Linked DNA regions of Homo sapiens: region 2 is linked to region 1. The links are chromatin loops, found by intact Hi-C in ENCODE. Cell type or tissue: heart right ventricle. All regions are shown on one strand. Links, peaks and the distances in the headings refer to the core of each region. The heading gives the core; the rest is flanking DNA. Region 1 has its middle 18 kb from the start of MIR6078. Region 2 has its middle 110 kb from the start of MIR6078.

The links. Peaks named below come from ENCODE experiments on the same cell type or tissue, not always from the same donor. Only the 100,000 strongest peaks of a DNase experiment are listed, where the experiment ranks them.
Region 2: it touches region 1 in a loop (28-fold over the local background); 1 of 110 quality-filtered maps calls a loop at or near these places.

Annotation. Positions count from the first base shown.
Region 1 is chr10:3,970,089-3,975,477 of GRCh38, reverse strand. No RefSeq gene overlaps it. Among named protein-coding and RNA genes, the nearest start is that of MIR6078, 18 kb to the left of the region's middle. In heart right ventricle, for the core only: no CTCF peak of the experiment used is centred there; no DNase peak of the experiment used is centred there; H3K27ac peaks cover 1,392 bases.
Region 2 is chr10:4,096,609-4,101,997 of GRCh38, reverse strand. No RefSeq gene overlaps it. Among named protein-coding and RNA genes, the nearest start is that of MIR6078, 110 kb to the right of the region's middle. RefSeq lists an enhancer at 2,949-4,148. In heart right ventricle, for the core only: no CTCF peak of the experiment used is centred there; no DNase peak of the experiment used is centred there.

The DNA of each region.
Region 1 (5,389 bases), core at 315-5,314:
ATTTTTTATAGGAGTTCCACTTTGGTGGGTCAGAAAAGACTATCTGATTGGATTATGCGGCAGGAACGATGACCTAGTTATCTTGCCTTGCAAAACCTTTCCCTGGGACGCTAGAACCCAGGCAAAAACACCTCCCTGGTGAGAACTCACTGGAATCACAGATGATGCTTGCAGGGAAACAGCTGCGGCTGGGTGGTCTGCTGACGGAGAACCCGTCTGAGGAAGACCGCCCCTCTTCCCAGCCCACAGGGCCTCTTCCTGACCACGCTCCTCCTTCCTTCTTCTGGTCTCTCTGAGGGGATCCCAGGCATTTCCTGCTGGCACTTCTGGAACAATCAGCTTGGTGGATTCAGGCCTTGAGGACTCAAAGCCTATGAGGGATTCAAAGGCTTTTCTTTGGGCTTGCTGTGTTTCCCACCATCCCTGCGACCCCCACAGAGGGGCGGCTGGCAGATTGAGAATGGGGGAAGGAAGGAGAGGAGACAGGGAAAACCGTTCCTAGTTAATATCTTAAAAAAAACAAAACAAAACAAAACAACAAACTATACCACCGTATCACCAATCCCAAATCCGACTTCTCTTCAGCTGAAACTTACCATGGTCTTATCTTCATACTAGTTTTCTTCATTTCTCTGAACTTCCCATGTTAGCTATTCTTAGATCACTTCCATTATTTCCTACCCCTCTGCTTCCAAAACTCCTTCTCTTCTTCTATCTTAGCTCTGCCCAAAGAGCTAATAGAGTGTATCTAATATATAATATAGTGTATATAGTATATAATATATGTATAAACCTGTGAACCCCAAAAATTTGAGACATGTCTCAGTTAATTTAGAAGGTTTATTTTGCCAAGGATGACGATGCGCACCCATGATACAGCCTCAGGAGGCCCTGATGACATGTGCTCAAGGGGTGGTCAGAGCACAGCTTGCTTTTATACATTTTAGGAAGAAATGAGACATTAATCAACATATGTAAAATGAACATTGGTTCAGTCCAGACAGGTGGGACTACTGGAAGTGAGGAGGGGGCTTTCAGGTCACAGGTAGGTGAGGGACAAATGGTTTTATTCTTTTGAGTGTTTGATTAGCCTTTTCAAAGGAGGCAATCAGATATGCATTTATCTCAATGAGCTGAGAGAATAGAAGGGAAAGCACCTTTGCCCTAAGCAATTCCCAGCTTGAATTATCCTTTTAGCTTAATGAGGGATAATTTGGGGGCCCAAGATATTTTTCTTTCACAAATAGTGTATATGTAAATACTATTATATATACAAATATTACATGTGTAAATATTATTACAATATATATAATATTTATAATATATGTAAATTTTGGTTGTCCTTTAAACATTTCTCTGGCTAACTACAATTTTAGGCAAAAAGATTCCTTTCCCATAAAGGTTATTAGATAAACACAACTGAAAAGTTACTCAGACACATACGTCAGTAAGCAAGACTGCTTACTTCAAATTATAATTAAGTAATAATAATAAAAGGGTTAAAATTAAAATAATAACAATAAAAGGGTTTCACATTCAGAAATATGATATTGTTTGAATGGATTTCTGGGAGTCATTTTAGCAAAATGGGCTCACCTTTTAAAGTAACTTGCTTTATCTGAGTGAAAAACATGCTCATGAGCAAAACCTACATCAAGACGCTTGTAACTTATTTGGGTAACAGCTTTGCCTAAACACATAGCTACTATCCTGATAAACATCTCTATTATTTAGTTAATATCACTATTAACAGAAAATATAGGGATTTGCAGTGGAACTACTTTTAGCTACTAAAAAGTTATTTGTGACATTTATAATTAGATACAAAGACAAAATTTAATTAACTTTAGCATAAAATGGGAGAACCAAGACCGGACTCCCTTAAATGCTAATACAGCATTTTCAAAGGAAAAGAAAACTTGACTAGGATGAGGAAACCCAAATTATTCCTCTTCTGTTTTTGTTTTCCTCAACCCATAAGATTACTGCTCATCTTTCTAGCTAGCTAACTGGTCCTCCGTATGACTTAAATATATTTTGATTAAATAATCAATGAGATTAAATGCTTCCATTGTGATTGAAGTTTTTCTTTTTTCTCTTTTAACTAAAATAATATAGAATTGACTTAGTCAAGGCTACTTAATTTCTTAGAACCACAGCAACTGGACATTTTTTAGCAGAACAGGATTTCCTTGTTTTTAAGAAAGCCACATACATCAAAAGGCTTATCCCCAAGCCAGGCTGCAGCCCTGTGGGCAGAGGCCAACCACGCACATGGCTGTATTAGGATTTGTTTTCAGGGATTCTTTCTGACTTTTCTTCTTTTGCTGGAGGAATGACTGAGATGCTTCAGGTTTTGCCCCAGGACGTCAAGTTCTCTCCCCGGGTTTTTTGGTTTGATTTTGATTCTGTTTCTGTTTTGTTCTGTGTTTGCTTTTCATGAAGGAAAAAGTAAATGCAACTTTAAGATGACTTTCTTCTTCTCAATGAAAAAGAAAATACTTCTCTGGCCTCTTTGGAATTTTCCCTTTCATTCTACCTTGGGCAGTGTGCACCAATGGGAAACTCTGGGGCTCTTACAAAGCTTGGTCATCGAGAAGCCAGGGCCCTGGGCATGGGGCTGGCAGGCCCACAGTGAGGTGCGGACTGTGTGATTACATCTTCAGAGGAAGTGGGTTTGTGTATCTTTGATTGACTCTGTGCCTTTTTCTTAGTATAATCTGAGTTCCAAGAAAACCAAGTTTTGATACTGCAGAAAGTCAGAGATAGCTTTATAATTAAAATCATATTTGAAAGAGAAGTCTCATTATTTTGGAATGGCTTGGCCTTAGCTTTTCTACTTCAACTCCAATCCTCTTTCCCCCAGTATCAAAGTGTGCTGTGATTAATAACCTTGTAAAACTAAACCCAAAAGTGGTGGCAAATGTCAAACATGTTGTTCAGTTTTTCTTTTAAAAAATAAGGTTAAAAACAGGATAGCCATTTTTTTCATTGCAGTATCAATAATCTTCTATATTCTAAGGAGAGTTAAGGCACCTACCATACACACCATTTTAATTTTCTTTAATCAGTGACTTCAGACTTGTTAAAATTATGTATCGTCATTAAATTTTTATGCTTAGAATATGGCCTTGTTAGAGTTAACTCGAAACATTTCCTGGAACCCTGGAGACAAAGCCTCCGTTTCCATTGCAGGACAACAGTGCCAGGCCCATTTTCTACATGAAGTCTCCTTCTGATTGCTTAAAAATTTTATTTCCAAGTGATAAGTATTTATCAGTGGAGAGGGAGTAGCTTTCCTGTCTCATGCACTGCAGTTTTTCTTACATTCATTATTCAAGTTCAAAACGTAATAGTAATTTACTGAATTAAGATCTCCTCTAAAATTCAGAATTACACAGAGGAGCCAGTGTGTTTTCTTTTGCAAGTGAAAATGGACTAAGCCCACTCTATGGGAGGCACTGTGTGGGGTTGTGAGCACGGGTGATGGGGAAACCCTGTCCTCATAGCTGCTTCCAGAAGAGGCAGGTGCACAGGCAAACACAGGGTGAAGAAAAGATGTGGCAGGAAAGAGAAAAAAATTCTTAATGTAGCCTTGAGCACACACGTAGGACAGTCACATCTGGGTGTAACACCTCTTAAATCCTGAACCAAGAGTATTGTAGATGCTAGAGAGCAAAAGGACTATGTATGTTTAAATTTGTTACTAACAAAAATTGCTGTGATTAAAAACTAATAATGTTGGCCGGGCGCGGTGGCTCACGCCTGTAATCCCAGAACTTTGGGAGGCCGAGGCAGGCAGATCACGAGGTCAGGAGATCGAGACCATCCTGGCCAACATGGTGAAACCATGTCTCTACTAAAAATACAAAAATTAGCTGGGGGTGGTGGTGCGTGCTTGTAATCCCAGCTATTCAGGAGGCTGAGGCAGGAGAATCACTTGTCCAAGGAGTCAGAGGTTGCAGTGAGTACAGATCAATGCCACTGCACTCCAGCCTGGAGACAGAGCTATACTCTGTTTCAAAAAAAAAAATGTTATCTTACTGTTACCCAGAAGAAAAAAGTGCAAGACGAAGAAGAGCCACATTTTTTCAACACAAACTTTAAAATTTTTCAAAGTCATAGCCACCATCAAATATGGAGTATTTACTGATTTACTGACAAAATCATTATTTTAAACCTTCAATTTACCATTTATCTTTTCCTTGACCACTCGGACAGAAGCAGCGAAAACGTGAAATCTTGGCTAGATGATGATAAAACCATCCTTAGGATTAAAAGTCATATTCATTAAATCCAGAGGCAAGAAATTTCATGCATAAATATGTCATATTTAGTTGATCATTGGAAAAGTGCTAGAAATATTGTCTCCTCACCCTAACAAAATAGTGGAAGGCATAAAATTTACTTGAACCTTTAACCCTAGCCAATATCTGACACAAAATGCAAACTTAAGAGCAGCCTATTGCTTTCTTGTAGCTTATAAAACTGCCAACATTTGGTAGCTAATTTCTGGCTTTTATTTTTAAGACCAAAGGTCTGGATTTCAGTGATGGAACAAGGGCACACAGGATGAAGAGAACAGGGTACCCTGGGTGGGAGGGAATACTCTCCACATTATCTTTTGCTGGGAATCCTCGGTTGCTTTTGTAACTGCCCAATGGGTTCACCCTGCCCATTGCCTAGACAGAGTCGATTTATCCACACAGGGGAATGGCAATGGCAAAAGAGTGATTCACGCAGAGCCCGCCTTGTGGGAGGCCGGAGTTTTACTATTACTCAAATCAGTCTCCCTGAGCATTCGGGGATCAGAATTTTTAAAGATAATTTGGTGAGTAGGGGCTTGGGAAGTGGGGAGTGCTGATTGCTCAGGTTGGAGATGGAATCATAGAGGGTCATAGTGAGGTTTTCTTGCTGTCTTCTGTTCCTGGGTGGGGTGGCAGAACTGGTTGGGCCAGATGACTGTTCTGGGTGGTGTCAGCTGATCCATGGAGGTGCAGGATCTGCAACATATCTCAAGCACTGATTATAGGTTTTACAATAGTGATGTTATCCCCAGGAGCAATTCGAGGAGGTTCAGAGTCTTGGAGCCAGAGGCTGCATGACCCCTATATTGTAATTTCTAACCTTGTAGCTAATTTGTTAGTCCTGCAGAGGCAGACTGGTCCCCAGGCAAGAAGGGGTTCTTTTCTGGAAAGGGCTGTTATCAATTATGTTTCAGAGTCAAACCATGAACTGAATTCCTTCCCAAAGTTAGTTCGGCCTACGCCGAGGAATGAACAAGGACAGCTTAAGGGTTAGAAGCAAGATAGGGTCGGTTAGGTCTGATTCCTTGGACTGTCATAATTTCCTCAGTTATTTTGCAAAGGTGGTTTCACTTTCATAAAGA
Region 2 (5,389 bases), core at 145-5,144, 130 kb before region 1:
TGTCTCATAATCAGGTAACAATGAGTATTGGAGTGAGGATTAAAACACAAGCCTTCTGATGCTGGAATCCATGTTTTTAGTTCTCTGCAGGGCTGCCCTTTCACTAAGGCTAATGGGTCAAGCTATCTAGAGAACTGAAGAAGACAAAAACGAAAACTGAAAATGGCTGCAATTTCTTGATTCCAAAATGTAATCAATTCAAATATTTAAAATCACTTTGAGGCTGGGGGCGGTGGCTCATACCTGTAATCCCAGCACTTTGGGAGGCTGAGGCAGGTGGATCACCTGAGGTCAGGAGTTTGAGACCAGCCTGGCCAACATGGTGAAATCCCATCTCTACTAAAAATAAAAAAATAAGCTGGGTATGGTGGCGGGGGCCTGTAATCCCAGCTACTCAGGAGGTTGAGGCAGGAGAATCGCTTGAACCCTGGAGGCAGAGATTGCAGTGAGCCGAGATCGCACCATTGTGCTCCAGCCTGAGTGACAAGAGCGAGACTCTGTCTCAAAAATAAAATAAAATAAAATAAAATAATAAAATAAAATAAAATAAAATAAAATCACTTTGATAATAGCCAATTATAGAAAAAAAATAAAACACTGAAATAATTTTATACATTTTTTTCTGGAAGGCAATAAAAATGTTTATCTAGACAATGTATACTGCATTCCTCTGCAAGACATAATCAATGTTCATTTAATAGTCTAGAGATTCTTCTGAGAGATGTTCAGTTTTTTGCAATTTTGCATATCTTCATGGGGACTTGTTGGTTTTGGTAACCTGTAGTCATAATCTTTAGGATTAACTGTATAATTTCAAGAATTATTCAAAATAATAGTCTTTTTTATATTTCCAGTTTGATCAAGACTGTAGATTTATTTATGTTTTCATTGAATTACATCAGGACAGAAGTTAATAACTTTTTCTTGGAAGACATTGGAAACTGTAGATGGATATTTAGCACCTAGTAATAGTCTCTCATGATGCATGAATCTGTTACAACAACCTCTCTGCATGTAACAATGGCATGATCTATTGGAGATATTTACAAATTAGTACTACATTCAATTGGTATGTAGAAGCACTGACTGTACAAATAATACATTTTTTGTCTCCATATATTATCATCTGTAATCATTTTGCAGACAAGTAAAAATGTTCTATCCAAATTTAATTTAAATTGCAACTTCATCCAAGTGCCACCAATGGAGATACCTCACATTGATGGCCAAGTGAATGGACGGCTCCCACGCCCAGATGAAAACAATGTCCCAGCAATGACAGGTCTGCCAGGACCTATCTTCTCCAATGACAGCTGTGGAGAGCACATGGTTTCTGACATTGACTATAAACCATGACTTGATTTCAGAGGCGTTAAAATATGAAGAAACCACATATTTAAAAATGATAGATGTGGTGAGAGAGGTCAGTGAGACAACCAGTTGCAAAGTATATACAGACAAATCAGTTTTTCTACATGTCAGCAATAAAAAATCATTATATTTTCCTTTGGTGTAGTTAGAAGATGTAGTGGAAATGATTATACTGTTGTAATATTTATGCTATGATAACAATCGCCTCACAATCACAAAAGTGCTTTGCAGTAAATTTACCAAGCAGCTTTCTAACATAAAAAGAGGGGCATCCCCTGAATTTTTCCCCTTTGTCAGGAACTGTGCTAAATGCTCCACAGAGATCATCTCAATTAATCCTAATGAGAACCCATGCAGGAGATGCACCACCTATGAGAAATGATAAAACTGAGGCTTAGAAAGAAGTTAATAAGCTGTGAAAATCATATATTCATGGAAAAGAAAAGACTGCCTTTGTTTTTTTGTTTTTGTTTTTTTTTTTTTTTTGTCAAGTGAAAGCACTCAAGTCTGTTTCTCTTTAATTCTGAAGTTCAAGCAAATTCTCCATAATTATATTGTTTCAATAAAGTATTTCATCTCAGAAAAAGTTGCCAGAAGAAGTTTCTTCAAAAGTTAACAGTCCGGGCACAGTGGCTCACGTCTGTAATCCCAGCACTTTGGGAGGGTGAGGTGGAGGGATCACCTGAGATCAGGAGTTTGAGACCAGCCTGGCCCACATGGTGAAACCCTATCTCTATGAAAAATACAAAAATTAGCCAGGCATGGTGGTGCACACCTGTAATCCCAGATGCTCCAGAGGCTGAGGCAGGAGAATTGCTTGAACCTGGGAGGCGGAGGTGGCAGTGAGCTGAGATCGCGCCACTGCACTCCAGCCTGGGCCACAAAGTGAGACTCTGTCTCAAAAAAAAAAAAAAAAAAGAAAGAAAAGAAAAGAAAAAGAAAAAAAGATAAAAAAAGTTAACAGAGGACCCTATTACTTGCTGGAAATGTTATTTTCAAATTTGGTTGAACTTTCTTAGCCATTACAGGAAAAAAGATTAAAGAAATCAAGTTTTGTTTTAATATTTTTCAAATACTTCTCTGAAACATGGTGAAACTGTTAGAACTTTATGAGACCATAAATCAGGATCAAAAGCCAATAAAGACCTTTTACATTTTTCTGTCTTCAAAATTAGGAGGGTTCCAGTTGCATCTTAAGAAATAATCTGAATTGGTTCATCATTCCATCATCTTTATGGCTAAATGTAACCAAGGCAAACAAAACACCACAATGTGGCACATATCCAGTGAAACTGCAGGCTTCAATGAGGATAATGCATCAATATCAAAACACAGAAAACTGATGAGGGGATGGCATAAAAATGGAACTCCCTAAAGTTAAATGGAAGAAGTTCCAGGGATCCCCTGAACTTTGTATTTTTAGTTTGAATGAGAAATCCCATTAAACTCTTGATGTTGTCATAATTGATTTTCTACGTTTTGTTTCTCAATTTCAGTCTATTCTCAAAATGTGGGATATTGGATTACATGTTTACCGACCGAGTTTGAATGCAAAACTATGTAGAAGAAAAACACCATTGAATTAGGAATCTGATAAGCAGCGGACATCATACATTGAGTGGTTTGAGAAACAAGGAAGTGCTTTCACTCTGTTACCTACCTGCTAGAGTCATTGCAGATCTTATCCAGTTAAATTGCTGCCAAAATTGCCACTTTCTCACACTATCAGCTGCCACTTTTGGCAATTACTGGAGTGATGATAAGTCTATAACTTCCTATAGAACTAGGATTCACCATAACCAGAACATCAACATCACCTTTAAAAACAAATTAAAATCGTCACACAACAAACTCCGAAGCTGGTTCTGTGAAAGGTGTCCTGGAGGTAGAACGTCCATGCTGTTCTCCTGTCCTCACAGCCTGCCTCTCAGGACTCCGTCTAATGCTGCTTGTTGTTACAGCCTAACAAGGAGAGTCTCTTGGGAATCAGCGAAAGCTCAAGGTTTGCATGTGACCAGCTCAATGACAGTGAACTGGGAAACCATTGGCGAAGGCACCCATGGGATACGGCACCCTGCAGAGACGAAGGCAAAAATGGAAACTGTCATCGATATTACAGAGGTGCTGTCTGACAGCCCTGGTATGTCATCATCATCTGGGTGTCCCCACCGCTGAACACAGGGTGAGATTCCCATGCCTTACTAAGGACTTCCTTTTTCTATGAACCTGGTGGGTTGCGATTCAGTCTCTAGGGGACAGGTGTCCATAGTACCAAAATACTGTCCTTATAACCACTGTTGAATTCCTCTGAGACAGGATTTCTGAGGCTGAGACCACTTTTCCAATAATCAGTCTATCTGAAACTAATGCAACTAATCAATTTCTTGCTTATACACAGGATTTTAAACGTCTTCCAGAATAGAAACAAGTGTCATTTATTCATTCGGTGAATATTTATGAGGCTCCTACTGTATGCCAAGCATCATCCTAGGCACTTTGGATTCCACTGGAGAACAAGATAGACAAAGATCTCTGCTCTTGTCGAATTGACTTTCTGGTAAGGTAGAAACAGAAAACAATCAATAAACACAATAAACAAGTAAATCATACAATATGTGAGAAGGTGATAAGTGCTAAGGCAAAAAAAAAAAAAGAGGAAAATAAATAAAGGTGGAAAAGAGGACTTAGAAATGTGAGAGCTTGATTCCTTGGAGATAGCAATACATAAGTAGGGTCTGAAGGGTAGAGCTTCCATTTCTGAGAGCATAACCTTCAGGCAAACCATCAAGATTTTAAATTCAATGGAATGCGAAGTTAAAATTTGACTGTATTCACCTCCTATGCCCAACCTCTGCATCCGACCTCAGGGAAATGCCAACTTCATTCTCATTGCATAAACAAGCAAAGAAGATAGAATTCTATTCAATCTCAAGGGGGATCTGCTCTGTTGCCTTCATATTTTTCTTATAAGGCAACAGGCTTATGTCATTTGAAAGAAATAGAAATTTAGACAATACACCACTGTAACAATCACTGAGATGGTAACTGCCCTTGGAGGAAAAATGAATGAGGACAAAAGCAGGGATTCCACTTGGAGGTCATGGGGCAGGTTTTCATGTTTGTCATAGGGCTGACTTTTCACACTGAGCCTCCAAATAAAAGTGGATTTGTATTTAAGAGAAAGTAAAAAAAGTAATGTTTCTTTCAGTGAATCTTGCACACATTCACACAATAGTTATATGCATATATGTATGTATGTGTATATATATATTTTTTTTTTAAATGGAGGGCACACCAAAATTTTATAAGAGAGTAATGGTAGGGTATATACATATATATGTGTGTGTGCGTGTGTGTGTGTATATATATATATTCAGGACTGTATATGCATATTCAGGACTATATACATATATTCAGGGCTATATATATATCTATATATTCAGGACATATATATATATAGTCCTGAAATAAATGAAATTTATCCCTTGGAATTAAAAAAACCTTAATAGAGGTGATGGTGGGGCATGTTTGACCATAGATTGAAGGAAATAGGCTGACAGGACAATCCGATGGGGCCAGGATTCTGCACGTCAGAATAAAGAACTACTCACTTATTTCACAGCTGACAAACTGAGGCCCTCAGTTCTTGCCTGAGCCCAACCTACACAAGGTCCCACATGGCATAAGCTGAGAGCTGTGAGGCAGTCGGGTGGTTCTTGAGCTTCCTGAACGGCATTGCTGGGTCAGCTCGTCACACTTTGAACCAACTGGTAATGAGACAATGAGCCCAGTGGACCTGGGAAATCTGTTACCGAGAACACAATGGGCAGCAGGAGCTTCCTGCTCAACACTGATTCTCCCGGTCCCTAATCCCGATGAGAGGGTGCAGAGGCAGGGGCAGAAAGAGGCTGCACACAGGTTGTAGCCCCGCCGAGGACAACCCCATCTGACATGGGCTCTGGTCACCCTGCCATCCTCCCCTCCATGGAGAGATGCTACCTGTAGCACACGGAGATGT